7 separate regions of the Homo sapiens genome follow, and all the other regions are linked to region 1. A link is a loop called in an ENCODE intact Hi-C map of the cell type or tissue named here. Cell type or tissue: heart right ventricle. All regions are shown on one strand.

Evidence for each region. Peaks named below come from ENCODE experiments on the same cell type or tissue, not always from the same donor. Only the 100,000 strongest peaks of a DNase experiment are listed, where the experiment ranks them.
Region 2: it touches region 1 in a loop (3.0-fold over the local background); 3 of 110 quality-filtered maps call a loop at or near these places.
Region 3: it touches region 1 in a loop (2.1-fold over the local background); 3 of 110 quality-filtered maps call a loop at or near these places.
Region 4: a loop joins it to region 1, with 3 times the contacts of the local background. A loop is called at or near these places in 12 of 110 quality-filtered maps.
Region 5: a loop joins it to region 1, with 16 times the contacts of the local background. A loop is called at or near these places in 8 of 110 quality-filtered maps.
Region 6: a loop joins it to region 1, with 17 times the contacts of the local background. A loop is called at or near these places in 5 of 110 quality-filtered maps.
Region 7: it touches region 1 in a loop (2.0-fold over the local background); 14 of 110 quality-filtered maps call a loop at or near these places.

The regions. Positions count from the first base shown.
Region 1 is chr1:194,067,644-194,071,643 of GRCh38, reverse strand. All of the region lies in intron 5 of LOC124904475 (a long non-coding RNA gene), which reads right to left. Among named protein-coding and RNA genes, the nearest start is that of LINC01031, 760 kb to the right of the region's middle. In heart right ventricle, no CTCF peak of the experiment used is centred here; DNase peaks (open chromatin) are centred at 2,013 and 3,752; H3K27ac peaks cover 3,420 bases.
Region 2 is chr1:193,592,569-193,596,568 of GRCh38, reverse strand. The region is part of intron 3 of LOC124904475 (a long non-coding RNA gene); the gene reads right to left. Among named protein-coding and RNA genes, the nearest start is that of LINC01031, 290 kb to the right of the region's middle. In heart right ventricle, no CTCF peak of the experiment used is centred here; no DNase peak of the experiment used is centred here.
Region 3 is chr1:193,893,471-193,897,470 of GRCh38, reverse strand. The region is part of intron 4 of LOC124904475 (a long non-coding RNA gene); the gene reads right to left. Among named protein-coding and RNA genes, the nearest start is that of LINC01031, 590 kb to the right of the region's middle. In heart right ventricle, no CTCF peak of the experiment used is centred here; no DNase peak of the experiment used is centred here.
Region 4 is chr1:193,406,709-193,410,708 of GRCh38, reverse strand. No RefSeq gene overlaps it. Among named protein-coding and RNA genes, the nearest start is that of LINC01031, 100 kb to the right of the region's middle. In heart right ventricle, a CTCF peak has its summit at 3,717 (motif pointing left); DNase peaks (open chromatin) are centred at 1,578 and 2,454; H3K4me3 peaks cover 914 bases; H3K27ac peaks cover 1,464 bases.
Region 5 is chr1:193,951,619-193,955,618 of GRCh38, reverse strand. The region is part of intron 5 of LOC124904475 (a long non-coding RNA gene); the gene reads right to left. Among named protein-coding and RNA genes, the nearest start is that of LINC01031, 650 kb to the right of the region's middle. In heart right ventricle, no CTCF peak of the experiment used is centred here; no DNase peak of the experiment used is centred here; H3K27ac peaks cover 1,970 bases.
Region 6 is chr1:193,656,691-193,660,690 of GRCh38, reverse strand. All of the region lies in intron 3 of LOC124904475 (a long non-coding RNA gene), which reads right to left. Among named protein-coding and RNA genes, the nearest start is that of LINC01031, 350 kb to the right of the region's middle. In heart right ventricle, no CTCF peak of the experiment used is centred here; no DNase peak of the experiment used is centred here.
Region 7 is chr1:193,962,641-193,966,640 of GRCh38, reverse strand. The region is part of intron 5 of LOC124904475 (a long non-coding RNA gene); the gene reads right to left. Among named protein-coding and RNA genes, the nearest start is that of LINC01031, 660 kb to the right of the region's middle. RefSeq lists an enhancer at 583-752. In heart right ventricle, no CTCF peak of the experiment used is centred here; no DNase peak of the experiment used is centred here.

The sequences.
Region 1 (4,000 bases):
AACAAGAAACAATTACAGGATGTAATCTATTGTTAGGAATACATTTCAAAAGAAAAAAAGACAAAGGTAGAACAAACCAGAAATAGCTCAATCCATTTATGTTTTGTCCTCTGGGACAAAAATGGACCCATTTGCAACCATGCAAAGCAGTAGTGTATTTGCTGATGGGAAAATGCATGCAGATGCCAAATGGGTGCATTAGCCCCCCTTGGCATAGTTAATGTAGACATGCCCTTAGGGATCCTTATAAGACCCATCTGTTCAGTCAAGCATTTGCTTAATTGTGTCAAATGCCTGGCAAATGCAGTGTCAGTTTATAGATAATAGATATGTAAATGTTGTTTGTGTTCTTGTACATATGCCCAGGGGCTTTAAAATAAACACATCACATTTTTAAAAATAATTTCCTGTTGGGGATAAAATGATAGTCTTGCTGGCAGCAGCAGTACTCCTCATAATAGCTTAAACTATTATAATATTTAATATTTTATAACACATAATATCTTCATTTAGGGATTTGGGCCACCTATTCATTTTCTTATAATCTTGATTACCATGCTTGTTATTTACCTATGGCTTTATGAAGAGAAATAGCATATTCATGTCCTCTCATTATACACATGTCTCCACACATGTACTAAGTAATATGATTCAGTGAGGAGAGCATAGCCTCTAGAGTTAGCTCATCCTGAACCCCCATCCCAGGGTACTCTAAGGGGTATGGGACCTCTGGAAATTTACTTGACCGTTTTGGGCGACAGTTCTCTCTTGTGAAACTGGAAGACAAGTTTGTTATCATAGACTTGGGGAGAATTTGAAATATGGAAGCAGTAAACGCATAATAAACCTTCAATAAATACCCATTCCCTTTCCCTCTTCACACACTCCGTCACCCTGCAAGACCTCAGGTGACACGTTCCCAGAAATTAGACTTCCTCTTCCTTAAGCCATCGGTGACACCACTAACTGACAAATGTTGAGAATTAAGCTCTTAATATCCCCTTTCCCTTCTATGATGCAAAACTATCATCAATGACACATTTGACAACTCCGAGGGAAATGGATGCCAAAATGTTTTAGTAGATGTTAGATTGACAGTTCAGAAACAGAGTAGTCCTCTCCAGATTTTATGAAAGAAAATCCTTACGGCTTCTTTTCCGCCTTTAAAATATCCTTTAAGTATCTCTTTTTCTCATACTTTAGACATAGAAAGAAAATCTTAAGCCCATAAAGAGCATAAAACACTTAAGGGAGACTTGACAGTCACTCCAGGTGTTGTGAAATAATGAATCAATTTTGAGACTGATAGCTCATCTGCTAGAAATAATTTTTTTGCCACTTTTTGTTTCCTTTCCACTGACCACATTATTTTTACCCTCCTTAGATGTGGAACACAAGCATTGTTTGGGAAGAGTACATTTTCACATACACCAATGTGTCATTTGAGAAAAAGAAAAGAAACTCCAATTTTGCCCCTTTTAGGGTTCAATAGTATTAGATTATAATATGTTAGGTTGAAATGGCACAACCTATGTTCAGCAGTTGAACTAGATACTCAGGGCCCCTAGGCAGGTACTCACCATATGGCAAGAGAAACCTAGATATGGCCAGTGCTAGTTAGAGTGGGGCTGGTTCAGGAAAGAGTCTCTTGCAGATGCTGGGCATCTCTCTTGCTTTAAGCTACTTTGTTACTCCAGATCTGCTTCATAAACAACAGTTGTGTTTGTGAGGGCAAACAATTTTTATACGTACATTCTAATTAGCATGGCTTGGTGGAAGGCAACAATTAGTAAGTTTAAGAAGGAAGTTTTTCTCTTCACTTTTTTTTTTTTTTACCCTTGCGCCCCATGAGGAACCACTATTAAACCAGGAATGTCATCACTGCAGCTGTGGTCAGGGTTGACGTAAAACAGGGTGACTGTCTTTCTTCAACAGAAACCATCAGTTTCAGCACCTTGGCAGCACTAACATGGAGATTGGCAGCACTGAGTGGGGAGGGTTTCCAAGATGGCAGCCTGCCAGTCACGTGTGACTCCAAGCCTACACGCAGCCTGCACCATGCGGTAGCCCCTCAGGGAGCAAGATGACCTTGATTCCGGGCAGAGTTAGAGGAGACTTGCCTAAATCTAACACCCAGCAGTCAGGCAGGGCCAGCGGCTTGGTGTTAGATGGAGATGATGCTGCTATCTAAAGGTGGAAAATTTGAGTTTACTGTTTGAATTAGAAAATGCCTCTTCCAGATTTGGAAGTAGCATGGGTAGCATACTCACTTATACCAGGTCCCTGGCTTCTGATAGTGGCTGTGAATCTCATTCTCTCAAAAGTGATTCATGTTACAATACTGAAGAAAAGTGACCAGCACTGACATTGTAAGCCCTTTGGAGAGTGGGATTTTCCCAAGAAGACTTACTCTAAAAATATCTGTTTGTAGTTCTAAAATTGAGTTTAGGGGTCACATTAATTTTATTATTCTAAAAGACTATTGAATGAGGATTAAATCCCACTTCCAGTTACACATAATTATGAAGAGTAGCTTGCATTAGTTACCTAGTATTTCATAACAAACCACACTAAAAGTCGTGATGGAAATCTAGTAGCTCTTATATTAGTGCCACTTGGGATTAGCCCTGTTACCTACTTGGAGTTCTATCCAATGTTATTTCGGGGCATGTGAGGGCATTTTGAAAACACTCCTGTGATTTTTAGAATGCTTTTGCTCTAGATAAGAGTGTTTACTTGACACCATTTCACATTTTTCAAAGTCTTAACAAAAGGTATTATAGATATACCTTTATTTCAATTGTAGCACTAGGTCTCACTTTAATCAAGTTATGCTGACTGAGGAGACTAAGGAGATGATTTATTTTTCCAAACAAAAAAAAATTGGTCCTCATTATTTCCTCAAAGCTCTGTTTGAAAACAGTACAATTCTATTTTTAGATTATCTCTTTCTTCCCATATCTGACCAGATGACACTAAAAGAAGCCAATTGGCATTGTCAACGCTCTCCCCGAAAGCTTCCTTAGACAGATCCAACAGTTCTTACCAGCTTCTATCTTCCAAGTTGCCACAGGCAATATTTTGCCAATTTTTCTGCCAACATTTGCCAAATTTTCTGCTGGAGAAAAGATTTCCTTTTCTCGAGCTTCTGATGGCTTTTCTCAGGGCTTTATTAGTCTCCAGTAGAAGCTTTTTTGACTCCCTTGTAGATTCTTCCTATCGTCATTTTCCAAAGGTAATGTCATATATTTTAAGCTTTTCAAAATTATTACTATTGCAATGCTCTACTTATGTGTATTCATTTCTATGTGCTGCATTTTAAAAAATCCCCAAACTTAGTGGCTTAAAACAACAATAATGCATTATTTCTCAAGATTTGAGAATGTGTTTCCTCTGTTGTTCTTGCCTGGAGACACTCATATGGCTGCAGTCATTTGAAGGCCTTGACTGGGACTGGAGGTGACAGGTCTCTGGCCTCAGCTAAAATAATTGGAATGACTGTGATAGTTGGACCTCATGTTCCACATGGACTTTCATCACAAGCATTATCCACTAAAGATGCTAGCTTCTGCCTCTTTCCATCAAATACTATGACTTTTCAGTAAAGCATCTTGTGTTAGGCCTGTAACCACTATTTGTCAAAGGAGTCATTAGTCAGAAAAAAGGGCAGCATGACACAGAAGAGAGCAAGGACAAGCGTGACTGGGCAGGTACCTCTGCATTTGTCCCTTACTACATCTGACCACAAACTTCAGGGAACAGTAGGCTCTGCTCCACTTTTGCTTTCCAAGTGACGTGAATGTTTTCATCCAGCCAACTCAAACCTGGAACCACTCTGGGAAGAGAACTCTAGGAAACATAGATCCCAGCTGAACCAGATTAAAACAATTCAAACCACCACATTTCTCTCCTTCAAATACACTTAGATTTTCTGAGTCTCACTTCCTTCAACTAAAAGAATTGGAACATTAATAATGTGATAATCAGGGTCATAGCAGAA
Region 2 (4,000 bases), 480 kb after region 1:
TCTAGTGTATGTTGTTTTTGTTATCAAAATCTTTTTTTTGTGGGAGTAAATATTATCCTGGTGTACTACTTTGTAGTTTTCTAAGAAAAGTGTTCTCATGTTTCTTTCCCTCCCTCTTTTTTTTTGGTCTCACTCTGTTGCCCAGGCTGGAGTGCAGTGGTGCTATCTCCACTCACTGCAATCTCCACCTCCCAGGTTCAAGCTATCCTCCTGCCTCAGCTTCCTGAGTAGCTTGGATTACAGGCACAGGCCACCATGTCCAGCTAATTTTTGTATTTTTAGTAGAGATGGGGTTTCACCATGTTATCCAGGCTAGTCTCGAACTCCTGACCTCAGGTGGTCTGCCCTCTTTGGCCTCCCCAAGTGTTGGGATTAAAGGCATGAGCTACCATGCCCGGCCTCCCTCTCTTAAATGCTGCTGCAGTCACACCAGTTTCCAATTTTCCCATGATTTCGTCACTTCTCAGGTAAGTCTTCCCTGAAAAGTTTTTGAAAACAAATTCACAATACTTAAAATTTGTTTGTAATTGCATATCCATTATTATGGTTTTTCTGATGACCTAAAGGCACCCACCAGACAGCTCTGTCTTCCCCCATTCCCAGCTCCAGAGGGAAGGTTGTCTTTTTGAATAAAAATGCATTGAAGACAAGTTGTAAGAAATCATCCATATTGAAAAGTGTTGAATGGTCTCACAGAAATCTTGCATGCAGAAAAAAATAGAAAACCCAAAACAAAATGATGCTTTATCTTACAAATTTGAGGAACAAGGACAGGAAAGAGGATTTCAGACTTAGTTGAAATAAAACTACACTTTTTGTTTAAACAGGTTGAAGCCTAGAAATTAAGGAACAAAGGAAGAGAGGATTAAGGAAGGCTACCATATAAACAGAATACCATCAGGCAAAGCCAAGAATCTGGAAATGTTTTCACCATTCTCTGGACTCTGAGGACATTTCGGTTCATGAGCATGAAGGTATGTTTTGTTTTAAAAAATTATTTGTTGCATGTGTTTGGTTTGGTGGTTGCTGGTGATGGACTAAATTGAGAAGATTTATGACTTAAGCTTTATGGTTTAATGATAGAATTACACTTTAATACCTGTCTCTTTGCTAGACTATAAGTGCCATGAAGGCAGGTTCATAGTCAGCACTGCTCAGCATTGTAGCCTTCATATAGAACACCATATTTGGCATATAATAGGCACTCAGTAAGTATTCATGTATTATTACATTTTGGATCAAGGAGATAATCACATTTAATTCTCAAAAAATCGAATAGAATTAGATTGAGATTAATCCAAACCCCTCCTACCACCAAAACACGTTTTGCAGATGCCATCTATTTTGGAAATTAATATAAAGCTCTTCATACGAGAAATTACTGGGCAATTAGTTACTGGACACTGACATATGCTTGAGTATGTATATGTTGGTGTTTTTACAACAGAATGACAAAATTGTTCTAAGCTGAAAAAGAGCCTGTAAATCTTCGAGTTCTCTTAATTAACCATAGAAGCCCAGAGGGGTTCAGTTATTTCTCCAAGTTGCACAGCCGGTTAGTTATAAAACTAGAGCAAGAACACTGATCCTCCTCCTCATTACCCAATCAGAGATTTAGGGATTGAAGACATCCCATTTCTGTGTAAATAGAGATACTGAATGTTCACATTTGTAAGTCATTTGAGTATTCTTGAGTTTGTTTTTAACATTAAGAAACTGATGTTGAATGCATTGGAAAAATAAATTATTTCACACATTGAATTTGTGGGATAAAATTGGGAATTATTTTTTGAAGTCTCAATTGTTAAAAAAAAAAAAAAAAAAAAAAAGACAAAGAAAGGGGAAACAGATGTTCCTCTACTGACCCTACTTAAATAGGTCATGTTTACTTCCTTCCTTAAAAGTACTGTTTACCTTCTAATGGTGTTTTTCATACATATATGATTTTGGGGGGAAAGAATAAACTGGTAATTATCTTCACTAATGAAATGTGCAATCATTTCAGTTAGATTTTAAATGGGGCACGACTCACATTCATAATGCCCATTGAATAAATGCCTATTAGGTACAGTTTAATGGCTTAATGCTTGATTCATGTTTTTTTTTTCCTCTCTGTAATTTCTATTGCACATTTAGGGCAATTAGAAAATTTGGTTTTCTTTCTTGTATATACATATAATCTCTGTATTCAGAAAACTCAGCACAGAAAAATAACAATATAAAGGTAAAAATTATGCCTGTCACGTAACAAACCTGCACATGTATCCCCTGCATCTAAAAGTTAAAACTGTTTTTTTAATTAAAAAGGTTAAAAAATAACCCCCCCAAAAAAGAGGGCCGCATCTCTGATAGTAACGGTACTCAAAATTTTGGTTAAAATCATTTGGTTAACAACGTAAACTCTTGTGTAGCATTAGTGAGTAACAAATCATAATTATTATCATGTGCCTCAGAAGATTATTCCTCCAACACTTTAGAAAGGTCACAGCATTTCTTGTCTAAAAAAGTCCAAACTCAAATTGGCAAACTGCGTTGATAAATTAGTGGAGAAAAGTTTCCACTGAGAATAAATTAAAAGCAGCCTTGAAAATATTCAATTATATATTCCTCTTATAGCAAGCAACAGTACCTATCATTGTATTAGAATATGCTTCTCATTTTTCTTCAAATTTACACACACTGTTTGAAGCTGTGAATGCTAATGATAATAAAACAAGTTCCTACTTTTGTAGCATTTTAATTTTTTAAAATATCAGTTAATAACGTCAAAGAGTAAGAAAAACCTAGTGTAGGTATGCATGCATAAAAATATTTTCTTATACTTACAAAGTTGGGTTAACACCATTTGTACATATTCAGACTAAGTTTTGCTGCTTCCTTTATGATTCAGAAGTTAAGTTGTACAGTAAAATCTGAATATATGGCAGGTGTAGATTTTGCATGCTACTATATTTACTTACATATTTTTTTTTTCTTCTCTGATATTCTCTCTCTAAAAGAGAAGGAATTATGAGGAAATCATATGAGCATCTAACTCTACTTCACACTTGAGATTCTCACTTCCACTTTCAAAATAAGAGCAACTCATATAATTCACAACGTTAATCGGAATATAGGTTTACTAATGTTTTTCTCTTCCTTCAGCAATTTTCCATATTCCTAAAAAGTACCTCCTAGAGTGAAATAACACTTTAAATGAGCATGCCTGTTTATGTGTTAAAGACAGATGGAGAAGGAGAAAGAAAAGGGATAATTAAAAGGAGATGGAAAATATATTGACATTTAAATGTGCTTTCCTTTCAAATGTTCATCCTACATTCCTTTCATTTGTACTGAGATGAAGGAAGCAGTGGAGACATTCCTATTTCATATCTAGTATTTCCTATGGGTTCACTAAAGGGTTGATAGTTGGCTTCCCCAACACAGGGTAAGAAAAAAATGATGTCCAGGGAAGGAAGGGTGAAAACTAACCAGACAAGGTAAAGAAGTTCGTGGTGATCTTTTCCTTTCAAAGTTAAGGGCCAAAGAGTACTAATCTAATTTAACTATTTATTGTCCTATGTGGATGGACACTGCATATTCTGTTACCAGAGCCTCTATTAGCAGTGAGGCTGCTGTTTATAAGTACGTGTGTGTGTGTGTGTGTGTGTGTGTACAAATATCACCTTATGAATATATGACAGGACAGAGAGAGACATAAGGGAAGATGATATATAAACTGATGGATAAAATAGAAAAAGAGGTGAGAGGGTGAGAGAGAGAGAGAGACTTAAGGAAAGAGAATCTAAGTATTTGAGTAATTAAGAGAAACATCTGTAAAGGACAGATCCTGTGTTAAGGTTTGGAAATGAAGATTAACATCTGAATGTAATAGCAAGATAAATTTTTAATCTTATACCTCAGTATATTTTTAAAGAGTTTGTAACTAAAGAAAGAACAGTGTGTAAAGATGTATTGGGAGTATTATAAGCCAGAAATGTATGAATGTTGGTTTTCAGAA
Region 3 (4,000 bases), 170 kb after region 1:
TCCTGCACTTTGTAGAGTTGAGTATAGAGGTAGCACTTTACACACCAACTAAGAACAGTATATTTTTCAGAGACTGAATTTTTTTTTTTTTGCTGCTGAAATCCCTAATGGGTCAAAAAACATAAGAAAACATATCTATATGTTTCAGGAACTGAGAATCTTAAATTGATTAGGAAAGTGTATCCCTATCCAAATATATTAACTATAAATTTAGTCCCTACTCAATCATGGCTCTTACGTAAATAACACAATAGTATTATTAGGGGACAGAAAAATACTTTGTAGGATTTCCAGTATAAATGTCTTCATCCAACATTGCATCTCAAGGAGACATGTCAGGAAACACTCAATTACATACTCTAGTTATAAACTTCACGTGAAGTTTTTAAATTTTGGGTAAGTAGATCGAATACATCCAACTTTATAAAATTTTCAAAATCTGAGTTCAAGTTTTATAAAGGGATTTTAATAGACTAATAGTTTGCCTATTGTCTTCATCATTTAATTTCTAAAATATTCAAAAAGCTGCCTTGGCCATTATTTTTTGGTTTCTTTTCTCTACAATGCCAGTGATGGTATGGTTTTCCTTACACAAGGATAAAAAAGTAGAATGGTGACTAAGCAACATAGTGTAATATTAGAAGCACTGACTCCAGAAGAGTTTTTCTTTCTCCAGGACTAAATTCTCTCTTTTAGAGTAACACTTTTAAATTGCATAAGAAATATTATGCTCTTATGTCTTGAAACCCAATACTAACTTTAGTTAAGACGATAATCTAAAAGGCCTTATCAATTCCCTTATGGTCACTATATTCCAGGCAGTACATTGTTGCTAGAAAAAAAAAAAAAAAAAAAAAAAATATATATATATATATATATATATAAAAGAAATTATCCTAATCTCAAATGTAAAAGGATTTATTTGAATTAACAAAATTAGTACTTTATATGACATGAGTTATCTGATTCTAAGTGAATGGGAGTAAGGATGTAGAGAACACAAGCAGGAAAATACAAGGGGTCACTTTGGCAGACTATAATTTTTACTATTGAATCCAATCCCAGCAGATCATAATTACTCTCCATTTTGAATTATTCACTCTAACTATTTTAAGCAGAAAGTTATGTAACACTGGATATTACCTGACTATAAAGTTATTGGAGGAACAGAAAAACCAGGCTCAAGGCAAATCCCTAATTTCTTTTTCTGATTTAACTTATTACAAAATGTGAATTGAGTCACTTTTTTCTCTAGGGTCCCTCACCCTCAACACACATATAGTATGATTGATGATTGTATAAATTATGAACATGTAAGCCTTACTAAGTCAAGTTTCCAAGTAGAGGACAAAGCAATGTCTCAAAGAGTACAGAATAAAAGAACCTCTCCGGCAGAGAAATCTTTCTAAAACAATAATTCACTTATAATTATTGAATATGTATGTATTTACTTGACATTATTAAATGGTGAACACTGAGAATGCAAAGACCAAAGGCACAATCCATGAACTCAAGGAATTCAGTGTCTCTTGAAGGAGAGAGATAAGAAATTCAGTAATTCTACTGAAGTGTAATAAATGCTATAAAAGATGCCATCACAAGTTATTAAAATGATACAGAAAAGACATCTTTATTACTATGCATGTCCTTGCTTACATATTTTCCTTGCCTTTCAGCAATCCAACTGATACTGAATTACCTGAACTTGACTTTCTCTCATACAGGCATAATTTCCTATGATAACCATTTCCTACCAGTCACTAAATCTCACCTAGCCTTGCTTTCTTGCTTTGACCTACACTGATCCAATTGTATAAAACAATGACAGCCTTCATCTGTTCAACAAGTCTTTTTTCACTGCCTTGGAATACAGCAGCGACCAGACTGTGAACTTGAGGATAAGAAGGCAGCCGAGGAAAAAAGGTCTACATGGGGCAGTCTACAATAAGTGGGTATTACCAGGGGACATCAACTGTGCAGAAGGGGACTAGATGGCCTAAGGAGAGTATTGCCAGGAGCAGATATCTAGAAGGAGGGGAAAGTTTGTCATGATAGAACCTTGTTTACTTTGAAATTTACCCCAATTATGTGTTATTATATTGTTGATTAACATGTTAATATTTTTAAACTACAAGACTGTTTATACAACATCGTCAGCTTCCTGCAGTATATTTTGAGTGGCAAGAGCATTTCTCACTAATTCCACTTGCTAAAATTCCCACTAAAATTACTATTTAATTGGAAATGTTATCTGAGAAATAACACATTATCAAATAATTATCTTTATTTGTCCAGTCATTAAATCACCTCAAATGATCACAGGGAAATGATCACAGGGACTGGAGGAAACTGCCAGTACATGGAGACGATCCTCAACAGGGATTTGAGAGAGAGAGAGAGAGGAGCAAAATGCATAATGGAAGAGTTGGAGCTTAAGCACTTGAAGTTTGAAAGCTCTGGAGCTATGCAAAAACAGAGAGGAGAAGGATATTTTCAGCCACAAAATAATTTGAGATTCAATTGCTATGTAACACATTACTATCATTTCATAAATAGGTTCAGATAAGAGCCAGCTCATAAAGCATTAGCAGAATGATTTTGCACATAGTGAGCACTTTTTTAAGAAGTCTAATTCATTAACATATCTTCTTTCCACTGCTCTTTTCTTCCTTTGCCCTTTCCATTGATGGAAATGTATTCAAAGGAAATAAACTTCTAATAACCAATATAATTTTCAAGATAAATACCAGAGCTCAAAATGCTTTCCCTTTTATTTAAGCTACTTTTCCAGCTTTAATTATAAATGTGTATTGTTCTCCCAACATTCCTCCTACAAAGACCTAGGTTAGATTTCAAGTTCAGAATACTTGCAGAATTCTTTAACATATGAAAAATACTTGTATAAGAAGTTGTTTACTGCTTCAAATTTAATTTTAGCTTCTATGGTAATATCAGTAATTAGCTATGTGAAGTGCTACTAAGTGCAGCAAGCTTGTTATAAATATTTCCTAAAGGATAGAAACAGAAATACTAAAATGAATTATTCAAGCCAAGAATTACAAAGAGAGGGCCTTTTCTTGCTGATCACCAGTGGGTAAAAGCATATTCATCTCAGTTTATAAAAAAAAAAAAAGTTTCTTGATATTAGCTTCAGAATTGTTCTAAATGTTAAAAGAATAAAAATAAGAAAATAAATAATTTGATGCAAATATTCCTTAAATTTTTCTGTAGGAAGCTGAACTAAAAATCAAGATATAAAATCATTTATGGGATATATCTGACAAAGATAAACCTTTAGGACCAGAATTCTCTGACAAAAAAAAAAAAGCATGAATTTCAGTTTGCAAAAAGCCCCTGAGGTGTGAAATGTGTCTTTCTCCCAGAAGCCTCTATTTCACTAGTGCAGAGCTCAATCAGTATTATATATCCTGCATCCCCTCACGTAAAACAATAAAATGTGTGCGTGTTTGCTACTTAAAAATTATCCAGCCATGACTACATTAATTGTGAAGCTTTGGTGACTCTATTTTCACTTTGAGTATTTTCTTAAATTATCAGCTCAGGTGTTTTCATTTGGCAGTTTCTTATTAGTCATATACTTAGCCATAAATCAATGGGAAATACTACTTTAGGAGGGAAAATGGCATCAATATCTCACATATATACTCAGCAGCCAGTTGACAGATGTGGTAATTTCATCACTATTTACTGTAAATTCTTCTGCAACAGACAAAATAAATTTGTTTTCTCCATTCGGTATAATTTAGTTTTATAAGAATGTAGTCTTATGAAATATCAAAGAATACTTTATGGCTAAAGGTACAAGGAAAGTAAACTTTTCCTCATTTGGGTGTATTAACTCTCATGCAACAAAGTAAAGAACAGACAAGAGTTTATAATCAAGAAAAGAGTGAAAGAGAGAAATATTCAGGTTCATGAATTATACCAAACTGTTGATTAAGAAGAAAAAACCTCACCTATTATGCCTTTCCATTATATG
Region 4 (4,000 bases), 660 kb after region 1:
CCCAAAGTCCATCAGTTTCTCAGTAATAACTTTATAATAACTAAAACCACAAAAGATTGAAGGTATCTAAGAATACCAATCCTTAAAAACAACCCATGAAGTACATATTATTATCCCCATTTTTCAGATGAGGAAACTGAGGTTTAAAAGTTTAACTCTCCCAATATATCAAAACAACTGAATAGCAGAGCTGCTCTTCAAACCCTAGACTGTAACACTCCTATACCACTCTGCAATAATGGTTCTCATGAATGTTTTTATTCTACAATAAAGATGTATAAGGATAGCCACATTTGTATAATCTATCACAGTGGTTCACAAAGTATGGCCTGGAACCCCTGTGGGTCCTTAAGACCTTTTCAGGGAGTCCATGAGGTGAAAACTATTTTCATAATCATACTAAGATACTATTTGACTGTTCTATTTTCATTCTTTCATCAGCATATAGCGAAGTTTTTCAGAGGCTCCATGATCAGTGATATTGCAAGAAATTGAACGCAGAAACAGATATCAGAATCTAGCTGTCTTCAGTTAATCCGGACATTAAAGGAACTTGCAAAAATGTGAAACAATGCCACTCGTCTAACTAAAGTGTTTTTTCTTTTTTTTTTTTTTTTTAGTTTTGGAAAATAAGATTTTTATTAAAATGTTATTTATTTTAACATGTAATGGGATTTTTTAAAATAAATTATCAATACATATTTTTAGATATTCTCAGTTTTTAGTTTGAATCTACTAAACATACTTAGGTATAACACACATAAACAAAAGCTCTTCAGGGGCCTCAATAATTTTTAAGAGTCTAAAGGTGTCCTAAGAACAAAAGGCTTGAAAACTGTGAAGAACTTTCACAGTACTTATGCCATTGCCAATACAAGATTATAGGTAAGGAAAAAAGATTATACAAGGAGTGTTTTTCAATAAGCAGCCAATTTAGTTTGATAGTTTTCTGGTCACCCTGAAATCAAATGTTATTTGTACCACTGCACCTACCCAAACTGAAGGCATTTTTCCATGATGAAAGGCCTTCCAAGAAATTATTGCCAGACGATATTATGTGAATTTTTTTATTGTTTGGGAGGAAAATGGGATATGAATTAAGAAGTGAGAAGTTGAATGATTCTAGGAAAATGATATTTTATTGTGTGTTTTTAAAAAGGAGTCCATATCTTAAAAGATTGATTGCTAAAGAATCTCTTCCACATAATACAGGGAAAGAAGATGAAAAAATTAGCTTACTACCAACTATCATAAGTCTTTAACCTTAAAAAAAACATGAAGTCTACATATATGTGTGTGCTATAAAAATGTAACTATAACAAAAAATACATATAATTTACATTATATTACATATACCATTTAGATAAACCTGTTACTTCTGTGCAGGTTCCCCCAGACTCACCCTCACCCTTTCTTTCTATGTCCTGACCCCAAATCATGAAGTGCCTTGGCTGCTCTGTGACCTCGCCAGCTGCAGTTTTTTCCAGCAGGCTTGAACCGAAACCACGGCCTTGAACATTTCCAGACACTGAAAAAGTTATCTAGGTTGTTGCTCAAAACACTAAAAGAAACTGGCCCCGGGCCCTGAGCCAAATTCCTCAACCCTTGATAAAAACTTCCTACATGACTCCCTCATTTCAGACATACCTAGGTAGAACAGCCCCTTTCTCTCACTGTCCGCCACAAGGACTGGAGCAGCGCTCTGTAAGTTCCCCTAATAAATTCCTTAGATTCATCACCCTGGCGTTTAGTGCTTCTTTCTTTAGAATCTTAACCAGCCCCATCTCTGGATGGTTTGGGGAACTTCCCTGCAGAAATTCCCCTGCCGCCACTTTTGGAGCAATTCCAGCCATGGGTTTGGTAGGACAAAACGTCTGACAGAGAAGAAAATAGGAGGCTCACTGCTGCCTTGATCACTATAACAACTTTGTTGATATATGGATAACTATCTAAATGTTCCAAATACAAACTAATGTTCCTATATCTAGCAAGTGTATATTTAAATGGTGAATTAGGATTCTCCAGAGAAACAGAACCTATAGAGATTAGGTAGATAGAGAGATAGACAGATGATGGATGGATGGATGGATAGATAGATAGATAGATAGATAGATAGATAGATAGATAGATAGATCGATAGATAGACAGACGGTTATAGAGATAACTTATATCAATAAGTTATTGACTCACTGATTACAGAGGCTGAGAAGTCCTATGATCTGACATCTGCAAGCCGTAGACCCAGAAAAGCCTGTGGTGTAGTTCAAAGGCCTGAGAGCCAGAGGACCGATGATGTAGACTCCGGACCCAGCCTGAAGGCTTAAGAACAAGGAGCACCGAGGACAGAAGACTGACGTCCAATTCAAGCAGACAGGCAGAGGAGAGCACAAATCCAATCTTCCTCTGCCTTTTTGTTCTTTTCAGGTGTTCAAAGAATTGGATGATGCCCGACCAGGTGCGGTGGCTCACACCTGTAATCCTAGCACTTTGGGAGGCCGAGGCAGGCGGATTGCCTGAGCTCAGAGTTCGAGACCAGTCTGGCAACACGGTGAAACCCCTTCTCTACTAAAATACAAAAACTTAGCCAGGCGTGGCAGCGTGCGCCTATAGTCTCAGCTACTCGGGAGGCTGAGGCAGGAGAATTGCTTGAACGGGAAGCAGAGGTTGTACAGTGAGCAGAGATCACCCCACTGCACTCCAGCCTGGGTGACAGAACTAGACATTGTCAAAACATAAAAAAATTGGATGATGCCCATCCAGTTATTTTCAGGCGCTCAAAGAATTGAATGATGCTCTTTGGGGAGGGCCATCTGCTTTACTTAATTTACCAGTTTAAATGTCAATCTCTCCCAGAAACATCCTCATAGACATACCTAGAAATAACATCTAAACAGACATCAGGGCATCCCATGGCCTAGTCATATTAACACATAAAACTTACCATCACAGATGGTGTTTGTCACCTCTAACCTATCTCCAAACAAATCATAGATGATTTTTAGAACATAACTTTTTAAATTTTTTAATCGTTTATATTTGCTGCGTAATCTTTTCTGTCTTATTTCCCGTATGTATAGAATGATAGCGCATAGAAAGAAATAATTCTCACATATTTAAACCAATGTTAAATGGTTATAACATGTAATTACTGCAGCCTCCAAAAATGATGATGATGATGGCATATTCATCAAGATGTAAATGTATTAACAAAGCAATGCCAATTGCTTAAATTCTGGTACCTCCATATATAGTCTACATCATTATAGAGGGGCAGGAGAAATGCAATAGCAAAACTACCACCTTAATAAAACAGCTCAAAATAATTTACAGGCATTTTTACTTCAAGATTTCTTAGATTTGCTGTTTGGCATAAACTAAGTAAGTATAAGAGACCAAATATGTGAAAGTAACAAGTAAGTGCAAGAAAAAGAAACATATTCCAAATAAGCCATAAACAACCTCTCTACTACAGAGAAAATACAGTCAAAGGCTGTTGAGTTATCCACAGACACAAAGGCATTTTTTAAAAAGTGGGTGATGGTGTGGAGGGAGGAAAGAGATTTGACTTTAATGTTAAATGTTATTGGAGTTAGCAAGCATTAACTCTAGACTATTTTTCTCTCTGATTTACACAAAGGTCAACCTCTGACTGAAAAATGTGAGCCACAAGTGAAATATTTAATTTGTTAGACGACCTCTAGTGGTCATCCAAGACACACGTTGGCATGTGAAAGAAGAGTTGTTTATGTTACCGAGAACAAAATGATCAAATAACTAGGAGGGATCAGGAAAATGTCCTTTACGGTAACAGAAATTTTCGCTTGATAAAATAACTGTAGAGTATATCAAAATGCTTTAAAATGCATGCACATTAATCCTAAAAGTCTATTTTTAGAAAAGTATCCAAAAAAAAAATTTGACAAAGGCTCAAAAATGTTATGAGCAAGAAAGTTTATTCCAGCATTGCTGAGCAACAGTGTGTAGTGGCAAACAATGTCAA
Region 5 (4,000 bases), 120 kb after region 1:
TCCGTGAAATTAAGATGTCAATGAAATACTGGGAAATCAGAGCCTTATAATCTAACAGAAAATTTTTCTGAAGACATAATTCAGATATGTGGTCTTCCTATTTTAGTCTCCTTATATTTTTAATAGGTAATTATAAATACTAAAAATAGATACTTTAGCAAGGAAAGACATAGAAGCAATTTTAAAGTAAAATCTCAAATTAGGTACATTTCTCACATCAACTGTAAGAAGCTTCCATGATACATAGGAAAGACACCCTTCCTATGTGTGTGATGGGTTTTCTGTATTTTCATACAGTAAGACTAGTAATTGAAAGATGATACCATCCAACATGCATCTGAAAATGAAAATGGTCTTAGAATTAGCCTCAGATGGGAAAGGGATCTGAAGGACTATTTAATCTAATAGGTTTCTGTTAAATGGATTCCCCAGATGATATTTTTCAGGGCGCATAAAAGCTAACAGTGGCTAGCTTACCTGATTTTGGCTCTAAATGTTAGTTCTTCCTTACATTTAACCAAAATCCATCTCCTCATAACTTCTGTTCATCGATTCTTGCTCTGCCTTCCAGTGCTGTAGCACAATGAATGTAATTGCTCTTTGCTGTGGCAATTTTTCAAATATCTGAAGGCAGCCAGTTCAATCCTACAAAGTATTCTCCTTTTAAAGATTAATAACCCACAACCCCACTTCCTTTCTTATCTCCCATCCAACTAGTTTTAAGTACCTTCAATATTTTAATGGATTTCTCCTAAATAAAATCTAATTAAAACAAAATTAAGCCAAACAAAAATTTTAAATGTAGCACCTATAACTCAAGATAATACTCCAGTTTGTACAGAACTTAAGTCAACTAAAATCCTATGTTTGTTTATATGTAGCCTCACCACACCCTCCCTTAATAAGCCTATATCTGTGAAATTCATAATGGAAGCTAGGTGCAAGGTTTCATATCTCTATCTATCTATCTATCTATCATCTATCTTCTTATTTCCTCCTGTAAATTATGCCCCAGGTACCAACTGTTTAACCCAATCTCTTCTTGCTACTGGATGATCATAAACCTTCTTTCACAATGCCAAAGTCCTTGAATAAATGTTGACCAGTGCAAAGACTATGAAGGACACTTACATAAAATCTCCAGAATCCTTCATCCAGCCTGGCACTGATTCATCAGTAAGCACTTTGGGTACATTTTATCACCTGCTATGAAACAATCTAACTGTGCAGCCGTTCTCCCCATTTATCTCAATCTCATTCTCAAGGATGTTATGCTAGATTTGATATTCACCATGTCTACAACACTTCTATGACTGACAATCCCTTGACCAATATGAAAAAACATTAGAATGACAGGTTTTGGTTTTGTTTCATTCATGCTATACAAACTGCAACTCTATTAACTGTGACAGAAACTATGCAACTTTGAATATTAGAATCTTTATTTTTAAAATTATTAATACTTTTAAATTTTTGTTGGAACCTTTGGGTATATGCATTTTAAGTAGATTTTCATTAGATTACTAATCAAATGACCTCATCACTATCTTCTTACCTCCTTTTACATGTTCTATGATTCAACTACACTAAGATACGTTGTTCTCATTAATATTCTGACTCTGTTCATTCTGATCCTCCCTTCTAACTGCTCAAAATCCTTCCACTCATAGATAAAATAGGCTGAAGCAGAAATAGGTCTTTGAGGGACTGGACTAATCACCTATAACCCCTTAAATAAGATAAAATGGAAAAATGAACTGTAATCCCAGCACTTCAGCAGGCCAAGGCAGGTGGATCGCTTTAGCTCAGGAGTTCAAGACCAGCCTGGGTAACATGGCAAAACCTCATCTCTACCAGAAATACAAAACTTAGCCAGGTGTTGTGGCACATGCCTGTAGTCCCAGCTATTTGGGAGGCTAAGGTGGAAGGATTGCTTGAACCCAGGAGGCTGAGGCTGCATTGAGGCAAAATTGCACCACTGCACTCCAGCCCGGGCTACAAGAGCCCTGTCTGAAAAAAAAAAAAAAAAAAGTAAAAATGCAGAATAATGAGAGAGACTTCATACAAGTTTCAATAAAATACAAATCAACTCGGATCAATAGATATTTACTAAATGTCTACATTTTAGTGCTGTGAGCTAGGAACAGTCGAGAATATAAAACATGTAGGTGCTGTTTTGTGAGGAAAGACAATACACATAATCATGTGAAGAAGGGGAAAAGAGCTTAAATAACAGCAACAAACAATTATAAAAGAGATGTCACAAGGCATAATATGATTCATTGCCAGATGAATTATTCAGACAATAAATTTTACAAAAGTTCAGGAAAGGGAGTGCTAACTTCAGGCTGGGGTGGTCAGGTCCATGAAGATAAATGTGAGCTGGTATTGCAATTGGATGAATGGATACACTTTAGACAAGAAGAAGGCAGAGGAGAGGACACTTTGGAAATCTGGCACAGTGTCAGTAAAAGTGTTTGCTGGAATGACTGGAGTGCCAGGCAAACTTTTTTGGAAGGGTTTTCAGAAACTGTCAGGGAAAGGAGAGGAGTCAGTAAGTTCTTGGAGAAGCTAGTGACATATTTTTGGAAAGAAGATTGAGAAAGCTATTTGGAGAGAGGTGAGGATTTGTGAAATGGCTTGGAATGGGAGCAAGCAGAGAACATGAGCTGTGGTAAGTAGGTAGTCTTGTCAGCAGCATAGTTTGGAGTAGCAGAAGATGAGAGAATGAAAAATAAAATATAGGCAGAGGATGGCACTGGGTTGCTTTTTAAAAAACGGCAAACAATTCTCTGTTTCATTGTTTGTCTTTTAAAAATAAAGGCAAAAATAAAGTTGATGAGAGATTTCATAGTTTCCTTACTCCTGATTATTTATAGTTTTAGACACCTAATGTTGAATAGACTATCATTGTGTGCCTGATATTATGGATTCCCCTCCTATGGGGCCTGAGAGTGAGAAGTCTGTGCCATGAGCCCAGGACCAGCAAGGATTCCTCTTTCTCAGACCATGCAGCAAGGAGACATAAATAAGTAGAGGAGTTAAAGTCAGTCATCAATAGTGGCAAGAGCTATAAAAACATGCCAAATCTAGAGCACAGAGCAATGCTAAGGAGACTGCAAGAGCTGGGAAGACCAGTCACCAACAAAGCACATAGGTGTTTCAGAGAAAACTCTGGCATTGGTGCTGTAATCCATGCTGGCTTTTTTGTTGCCACAGTGGTATGTTTAAAGAGCTCTAAATGGGAGGACAGTATTGCCAGCGTGCTGATTGAATCTTCTGACCTTTGAATTCAGATGATATCCTACTGGACCACAGTGTGTCACAGCTCACTTTACAACCTGTGCAAACCTCTTGCTTACCACATAGCCTTGCTGATGTTGCTAGAGGTCGTCCCTCTGGCATTCTTTACCAACTACGTACTCTGTGGCCCCTGTGTTGCTTCTTCCCTTCTCTGATTTCCCATGTGCAGAAATCTGTATGGGGCCTAACCCAGCCTACCTTCTAACTGCTCTGCCCTGTAGGGAATGCTGCCTTCCTTCTTAAAGCTCCTTCTTGCACAACTTGTTTCCACACCACAAATTTGGCACTTATCCTAGGCCATCTCATATTCTTATTACCCATTTTGTCATATGTACATTCTGTTATTTAAAAATTAAACTTCTTTTCAGTATTATATTTTTATTTATTTACATATCTGTATAGTAGTGCTTAACAAAACATCTTTTCTCTTACAAGTATATATATATACAACAGTCCAATATGTAATTATACATTATATACTTATGTGTGCATGCACACACATGCACACACACACATCACTTTTAATGTGTAGTCACCGCAAATATCTCTATGAAAATGTCCTGCATAGAGGAATATATTTTAGAGATTATGTATGTATTCAAGATTTTTCTTCCCTTCACTTCAGCAGTTCAATTCTAAATAATTATTTATATAGAGAAGTACATAGACTTTAATTTAGTGTTCATGAAATCACTTC
Region 6 (4,000 bases), 410 kb after region 1:
AAGCATGCAGCCCAGATTATTGCTGGCAGTCATACTTAGGATGCCAGCCTAAGATGACAGCAGACACATGACACAAGGCAGAGCTGAGACAATATCACAAAGAAACCGAGTCAAAGCCAGTTTATTATTAAACCAAGCCTGAAACCTGACATGGCTCTAGTGTTTTCAGTGATGTGAACAACAAATTTTCTTTATCATGAAAGCTACTTCAAGTTGGATTTTCTGTTATTTGCAACCAGTAAAAGAAACCTACCACTAACATCACCCAGGGTCAAACCTAAAGTTTGCCCAACATCAGAATATCATTCAATTCAAACCAAATGTGATATCATTAAGATGACCTAGTGCTCATCTAAACCTTATACCCTATCCGAGCTTATGCCCAAACATGTAACTACACTATACAACATAATTTTAATAAACAAATATGCCAGAAAAACATCAATTTACATTATAGCGTATAGCCTAATATTTTAAAGAAAAAAAAAACTAATGGCAAATCTCAAATCTACTTATATAACCATTGTAATGATTCCATTTATATAACCAATAGCCAATGAATTTATGATATTTTCATCCAAGTTTTATCACTATATAGTTCAAACTATTTGTAAAATCTGTCAACAATGGTAAATAGGGCCAACTATGGATAAAGTACTCCTCTTATACCCCAATAGCTTCCTAATTACCCACCGTCCCAATCCAGAGACCCCCCAGTCCTTGTGCCATTTCCTCCCCAGCAGTCCTCAGAGCTCTACTCAGGCCTGCTAGTCCTCAATATGCCCCTGACACGTCCTATTCTCCTTCTTTTATTAAAACATAACTATTTTTGTTCTACTTGCTCAAAACTTTGCTTTTAATATCCCAAGGTATTAAAAATATTACAGCAATTTTTACTATGTGTGGGGTTTGTTTATTTTTGAGACATAAATAGATCTGTTGCCCAGGCTAGAGTACAATGGTGCAGTCTTGGCTCACTGCAGCTTCTGCCTCCTGGATTCAAGTGATTCTCCTGTCTCAGTCTCCCAAGTAGCTGGGACTACAGGCATGCACCACGTTTAGCTAATTTTCGTATTTTTAGTAGAGACCAGGTTTCTCCATGTTGGGCATGCTGGTCTTAAACTCCTGACCTCAAGTGATCCACGTGCTTCAGTCTCCCAAAGTGCTGGGCTTACAGGTGTGAGCCACTGCACCTGGCCATATTTGTTCTTAAATTACTGGAAGACTGTCTGTAATTAATCCCTGCTCCCAGGCCTTCTCACTCTCCCTTAATAATATTTACCTATTCTTAGAATGATAATTTGTACATAATTATCATTATTAACAACATGTTTAGTTTCTGACTACTTAGTGACCTTATTGCTAGAAATTTCATTTCAGTTAGAAATAAAGCAGTTGGAGGAGAATGACATGGCTAGTTGATTGACTATTTGCAGAATAAGTAGAGGGCCTTTACATACCTCAAATATAAACTAACATCAATTGTGAGAGTCAGCTCTGAAAAATAAAGATTGGTTTGTATCTCTTACTCATCAGCACTGCTCCAACTTTAATGTTCTTACCTGCAATGGAATTACTCATATGCCAAATGAAGACTTTTTAGTTCAATTTGTTGATATGAGAAATAACTCTAAATTGTCAGTGGCTTTTCAGAGCAAGCATTGATTTCCTAACTCCTGCTTTATACTGGAAGCTGTTGGTTAGCTGCAGCTGCTGCAGCTCCAATCTACTCTATTCAGCTCTATTTGGCTCTGCTCTACAGGTCTTCTCATTCCAGAGTACAGGTTGAAGGACCAGCTCTTTCGGGGACATGCTGTTCTTATGGCACAGAAAAAGGAGCAGTAGCCAAAAATTCAATGGCTCTTAAAGTTTCTGCCAGAAAGTGGTATAATTTGCATCTTATTGGCTAAAGCAAGTAGCATAGCAAGTTTAATTTCAATGGAGAGAGCAAGTATATTCCTTCCACAGTTGGGGACTCTGCAAGTTACATGAAATTGGGGAGAATGTCTAATCTCTCAGAGGGAATCAAAGAATAAATAATTAGGGCCAAAAATATGATCTACCAGAGAAACTAAGCTATCTTTTGTTCTTTGATTATTGAGCTTAGTTTCCTGTGGCAGACTAATAAGTAGTCCCCTGAACTGTATCTTTTTTTCTCCTTGGCAGAGGTGGGTTACATTTCCCAGTCTCCCTTATGCTTAGGTTGAGGCATGTGTCTGAGATCTGATAAACAAAATGTGAGCAGAACAGTGTAAGCCACTGATAAGTTTGGCTTATAAAATGTTCCCACTCTCTTTCTCTTCTAAGGACCTAGGGGAGTGCAGAGCCACAGATAGAAGGAGCCAGAATTCCAAAGTCACTGCTTGGAGAAGAGATGCCCCCAAAGGTCCCATACCAGACCATGGTGCAAAATAAGCTTTTATTGTGTTGAGTCACCGAGGTTTCTATTTTTTTTCCAGGGATTAGACTGTTCTGGATAATTCAGTGCATAAATCAGATTCAGTCCATAAATCAAATTCCTCACTTTTTTTTTCTCTTTCACATCCATTTTAAGGAATTGACATTTTTCTTTCTATGAGCTATCCTAAATTACAACTTTTTTTCTTTTTCATTCTATTTAAAATAGTAGACCATCCAAGGAAATAATTACCTGATTGAGAAAAAAAGTGTTGGCCATATATTCAGGCAAATCCTAAGACATAACACATTCATGTTCAACCATGATACCATCCCAGAACGATATCAATTCCTCTTCCCAGGACCCTATGTAGAAACCAATTCCTACCTACCTTAAAATCTCATTCATTAAAGAACTATGCTGGATTCCCAGGCCAGGGTCTATTCTAGAAATTTATTTCTCATCTCATAAGGAAGAAGCAATAGGCCAGGACACACATGAACAAACTATTCGGCTATCTCAGGAAGTAATGGCTCACGCTCCTGATAAGACCTCACGTATCAACCATGTGCACTTTTGTTAAGCAATAAATGAAGAGTGCAAATATTTTTATCTTCCTCTATCCTCATAAAACCCTCTAAGGTGGCATAATTAACATTAGAGTAGTTAAAAACATACATAGATGTGAGCCAGACTGCCTGCTCTCCCATTTACCCCTTACTTCTTGTGACACTGAGGAAGTGATTTACCTTGTGATACCTCAGTCTCTGCATCAATAAAATAAAAATAATAATATTATCTCACAATTTTCTTATAATTAAATGTGTTGATATTTGTAAAGCACTTAGAATACAAGCAGACCCATGGTGAATGCGAGATAAACAGCAATTGCTTTTTTAAAATTATTTTTACTTTAGTGATAAGAAATCTAAAGCTCAGATAAACTATTTTTCCAAGATCATGTGGCTCATAACTGACACAAGTAGAACTGAAATTGGGTTATTAACTTTTTCAACTTTACAGTCTGTATCTTGTCTTTTTAAGCACATTTATAAGGACCTAAAACTAGACTTGTAAACTAAGGCATTATTGATTCATAAAAAATACTATTATCTTCCTGGCTACCAAGGTCCATCTACTGTGAGCTACATCCAAAACTCAAACCACAATCACAGGACTGAAAATGTTTCCAACACTAGTGTCTGTCAGTTTTTGCTATGTTTATAGGGAGATGGTTACTGACTCATTTTGACTTCATAAAACGTAGTGCCCATGGGTGGAGCTAGGAAATGTAATGAAATTAAACCCATCAGAAGAAAAATATTTAAAACAAAATGTCAACCTGGCTCCATATTACAGCCAATACATCAATGGTGGTTACCCGCAGAAAGAGCTCAGTCCTCATTCTTCTTCATTTCTGTAGCTCTCTTCTAGGGAACCTCTACTTTGCCCTTGAGGCTCATAAGTATGTTTCAAGATGAGAAAGTATATCCATTATTTTTAATATAATGCTTCTCTCCCCAAAGTGTGTTCCCTTGAGAATAATAAACTTCCTGTTAGAAATTGAGTCTTGGCATAAGCCTTCTCAATTTGCTAGGAAGG
Region 7 (4,000 bases), 110 kb after region 1:
ACCATGTCATTTAGAAAGGGCTTTCATACTCTTTGATATCATGCACCGCGGTCTATTACATAAAACAAGCATAACATGAAGTTCAATAGGGAAAACTGGAAAGAACATCGTTTTCCTTCCTTTAAGTGTCTTAACATCTTCCATCTTTGTTTAAGAGATTACCAAATTCTGAAAACACTGTATTTATTAACATCTTCAAATTTTTAACTTACTGGAGATACAGTATTCTTTCAGTATTCTTTTCCTCTAATTTATAGCTTTCTCTTTCTTTGATCCTTAATTCTGTCTTCTTGATTACATATTCATGCTTTTGTATATAACGCTTACTTTCTGCTTTTGTATATAACGCTTACTTTCCTGAAGGTTTATTACTCTGTTTTTTTAAAAGTACCATTTGAATAAAGTTGGAGTAATTTGAAACTATCAGGATAGAACAGGGGAGAGAGAGATCAAGGGGAGAGGAGACAGAAGCATTTAGAAAGGTTGAATTCTGTTGGGGAAGAATGGAGGAAAAATATAACAGAATATGGGATTAATTCCAGTGCTTCTTATATTGTACCATGTAGTCATCTACTACGAGGAACAAATAATTAAGTGGAAAACCGCATCTCTCTCATGCTCTTTCACTTTTCTAACATCACCATCACACATATATACATTCTCCCCCTCAGAGTTGTGTGTGTGTGTATGTGTGTTGCACAAAGGTGTCGATCATGAACTATTTAGTCATAAAGCTTTTACACAAAAGAATTTCGAGCACTTATTAGTTATTATGAGAGATTAGAGAAATAATACTGTAAATCTTAGTACTGCATTCAGTGAAGACACTGATACTTGCTGTTCAGGTTGTTGTCACAGTATTTTAAAAATATCATATATTTAGTTGTTAGTTTGGCATTGAGCCTGGTAAACACTTGGCCACGGCAGAACAGCTAGCTGTTCACCAACATACAGTTCTCTCCTTCCTTAGATTAGAGCAAGACCACAACTGCTAGCTGCCCTTGAAAACAGAACAACGAAATGGAATTCTTGCGAACAGATTGTGAGCAGAAGTGATGTCCACCATTGCTAGTTCTGGCCAATAAATATTTATATGCATCATAATTTCTGCTCTTTCTCCTTCAGCTGGTGATGAAGCTTGATTTTGCAAGCCTATGTTAAGTATGGCATAGATTCCATCAGCCTAGATTCCTGGACAACTATGTGTGGCAAACATCCCTCTTCTTACCCTGTCCAAGACACTTTTAATGTTTCCCTTGCCTATGCTAAACTTTAGAAAGTGTTCTTCCTGACTATAGGTCCCTGACTTTCTTCCATTTAGGACATTTACCTTGAAAAACTTGCAATTCTACATTTTCTCGATCCCTTTGAAATGTATGTAAACCTTCCCAGCTTCCTGCCAGTTTTATGACCTAAAAATTGTCTTTTCCAAGGATGTGGGAATCATCTCCTTGAATATAAAGACGGAAAGAGACAGCACTTCTATCTCCCAGTCTCTGTGGGAGTGTAGGATCCTAACTTCCTGGGCAGCCAATTAGCAAACACAGATGGCCTAATCAGAGAAGAACATTTTCAAACTCAGGAATAACTCAGTACGCTCAACATATCCCATTAACCAACCTTCCTACTAACAATCTCCAGCAGTTTTTCAGTAGCTTACCCTAGCATTTAAAAACCCCTCCTGCCATTTGTTCTAGAAGAGTTAAGTTCAGTCTCTCTCTAACCCATTGCAATAGTTTTGAATAGTCTTCCTTGTGTGTTTAACTTTGTCTCATGCAATTTTTACTTTGGCACCTCCAACCAACTAGTTTTGATTATTATATGAGATACAATATCTATCATGTTTGAGTTATTCTAAACTTTTGGAGCAAATATGTTGTACAGATATTGGAAACTTGAATTGGGATGCTGCAATAACCAAAACCTGAATGCATAAGCATAGCTGTTGACAGAGTTGGGAAGTGACAAGTCACGATCTACAAGAAAATAGATTCAGCAGGTTGGAAAGTTAGAGAGCACTGATGTACTGTGTCAAAACATTAGGTAAAACTCTGATAACTCTGAATGCAGAAAAATTACATACTTTGGGAGGTAATTAAAAAGATCAAGAGTGTTACTTGTTTTGTTTACTTCCTGCTTCTTGTATCTAGGTATTGCAACAAAGAAATGTTTTCAGGGTAGAGTTCCTGGTTTGATAAGAGAGATGCAAGTAAATACAGTCCAGAAATTGGGGAAATTTAGGAGGTGAATAATTAAATGTTTCTGTAGTCCAAGAATAGGAAATAAGACTTAAAAAGCATTTAGACGAGAAAAATCCCTCTGATTTTGTATTTTATCAGAAGAACGCACCCCTGAGGCACAGCCTATTATTCAAATAACCTAAATGATCATTTAGGTGAGGGAAAAAAAGATGAAAAATAAAGGAAAGAAAGAAAAAGAAAGAAGAAAAGAAAGAAGGAAGAAAAGAGGGGGAGAGAGAAATAAACAAGTTTATTGTTTCTAAGCCACAGAATATAATTGGAGTCCAGTTAGCAGATATTATATACCAACATTGGTTAAATCATATGGGCATGTTGATAAGTGCCATCAGAAAAAATTTTTATGTTCATAAATGCTGTTGGTACTAGAGAAGTGTTCTGAGCTTTTGATCCAAATTCTTGGCCTAGTTCTGGTAATTGTCTCCATTGGTAATTCATTTAATTGTCTTTGCCTCAATTTCTACATTTAGAATGAATGTTGAAATTGATCACTTAATCTCCTTTTATGTGATTTCTGTGCTTCCAAATATAGGCTGCTAATGACTACAAGAAATATGACTAAGGAACAGGACTCAAATCTTATGGCCAATTATTTTAATCCAGTTCATTTTAAAATTAAAGAACCTCTGCTCCCTGGCAGGCCACTTCAGACAGTTGAGAAAGCATTCCAGCTCACACAGTATGTTGAGCTCTTCATGGAGCTAAGGAAATAAGAAATACACAAGCATGAAGGCATCTAAATTGAAAGGCATATACTCTACTATTAAAAAATCTTTAGAATGTTTTTAAAGCAGAATGGTGTAGCAAAATATTTTTTCCTCTGTAGAAGAGCCAATGAGAACAATACTACTTCTTTGATCATTATAGCATAATATTTGTGTACAGACCTTTGTAATTGATTGGAATAGTACTAAATTTCAAAGAGCAGCCATCTAGTTCTTACAGAGTTGAGTGGCCTAGATATTAATAAGGATATACATACTAATGATGACGAACCAGCTGTCCATGGAAAAGCTGATTTAGAGAGTATTCAGTTTTATCATTTTGACAGCTCGCATGGGAAAACATACCATATTCCGTTCCCTTTCCTTGTGCTAGAGTCAAATTAGAATTTCATTTAAAGATAAGGAGCCAATATCATAGCATTTTACATTCTTATCTTTATGACCTACTTATTTTTAATACTTGCTGTTAAGAGATGGGCATTCTTCGATGTCAGATGGAAGTGGTTTTATTTCTCTCTATATTTTCTGTTTTAGTGATTTTTTGAAATAAAGATTTCTTCCCTCTCTCTAACATGCTTTCTCTAATGCATTTTAGATCATCTTGATTCTTTTTATTTTCCATTTAAAAATTTTTTGAGGGGGATTTCTTTTGATATTTTCTGATTTCTCATTTAGTATGACTTCATTCTATTTAAACTCTCATTTAATACTGTGTGCTTCATTTCCAATTAGTGGTAGATAATTAATTTCTAATTAGAAATAGATAACAGTAATATATGCCTCCATGGGTAATATTTTAAATGACCATAATAACGTTTTGATGAGAAGAACTATTATTAATCCAACTTTTTAATGTTCTCTTTGACTGACAACTGAACTAAAAAGGATGGAAATTAGCAGACTACATTAGGACACTGAGATCAGAAGAAAACAGAAATAAGTCGAGTTGACATTTCATACATCAATTTTCCTTGGAAATTGCTATTATATCAACACTAATGTTACTTGTAACAACAG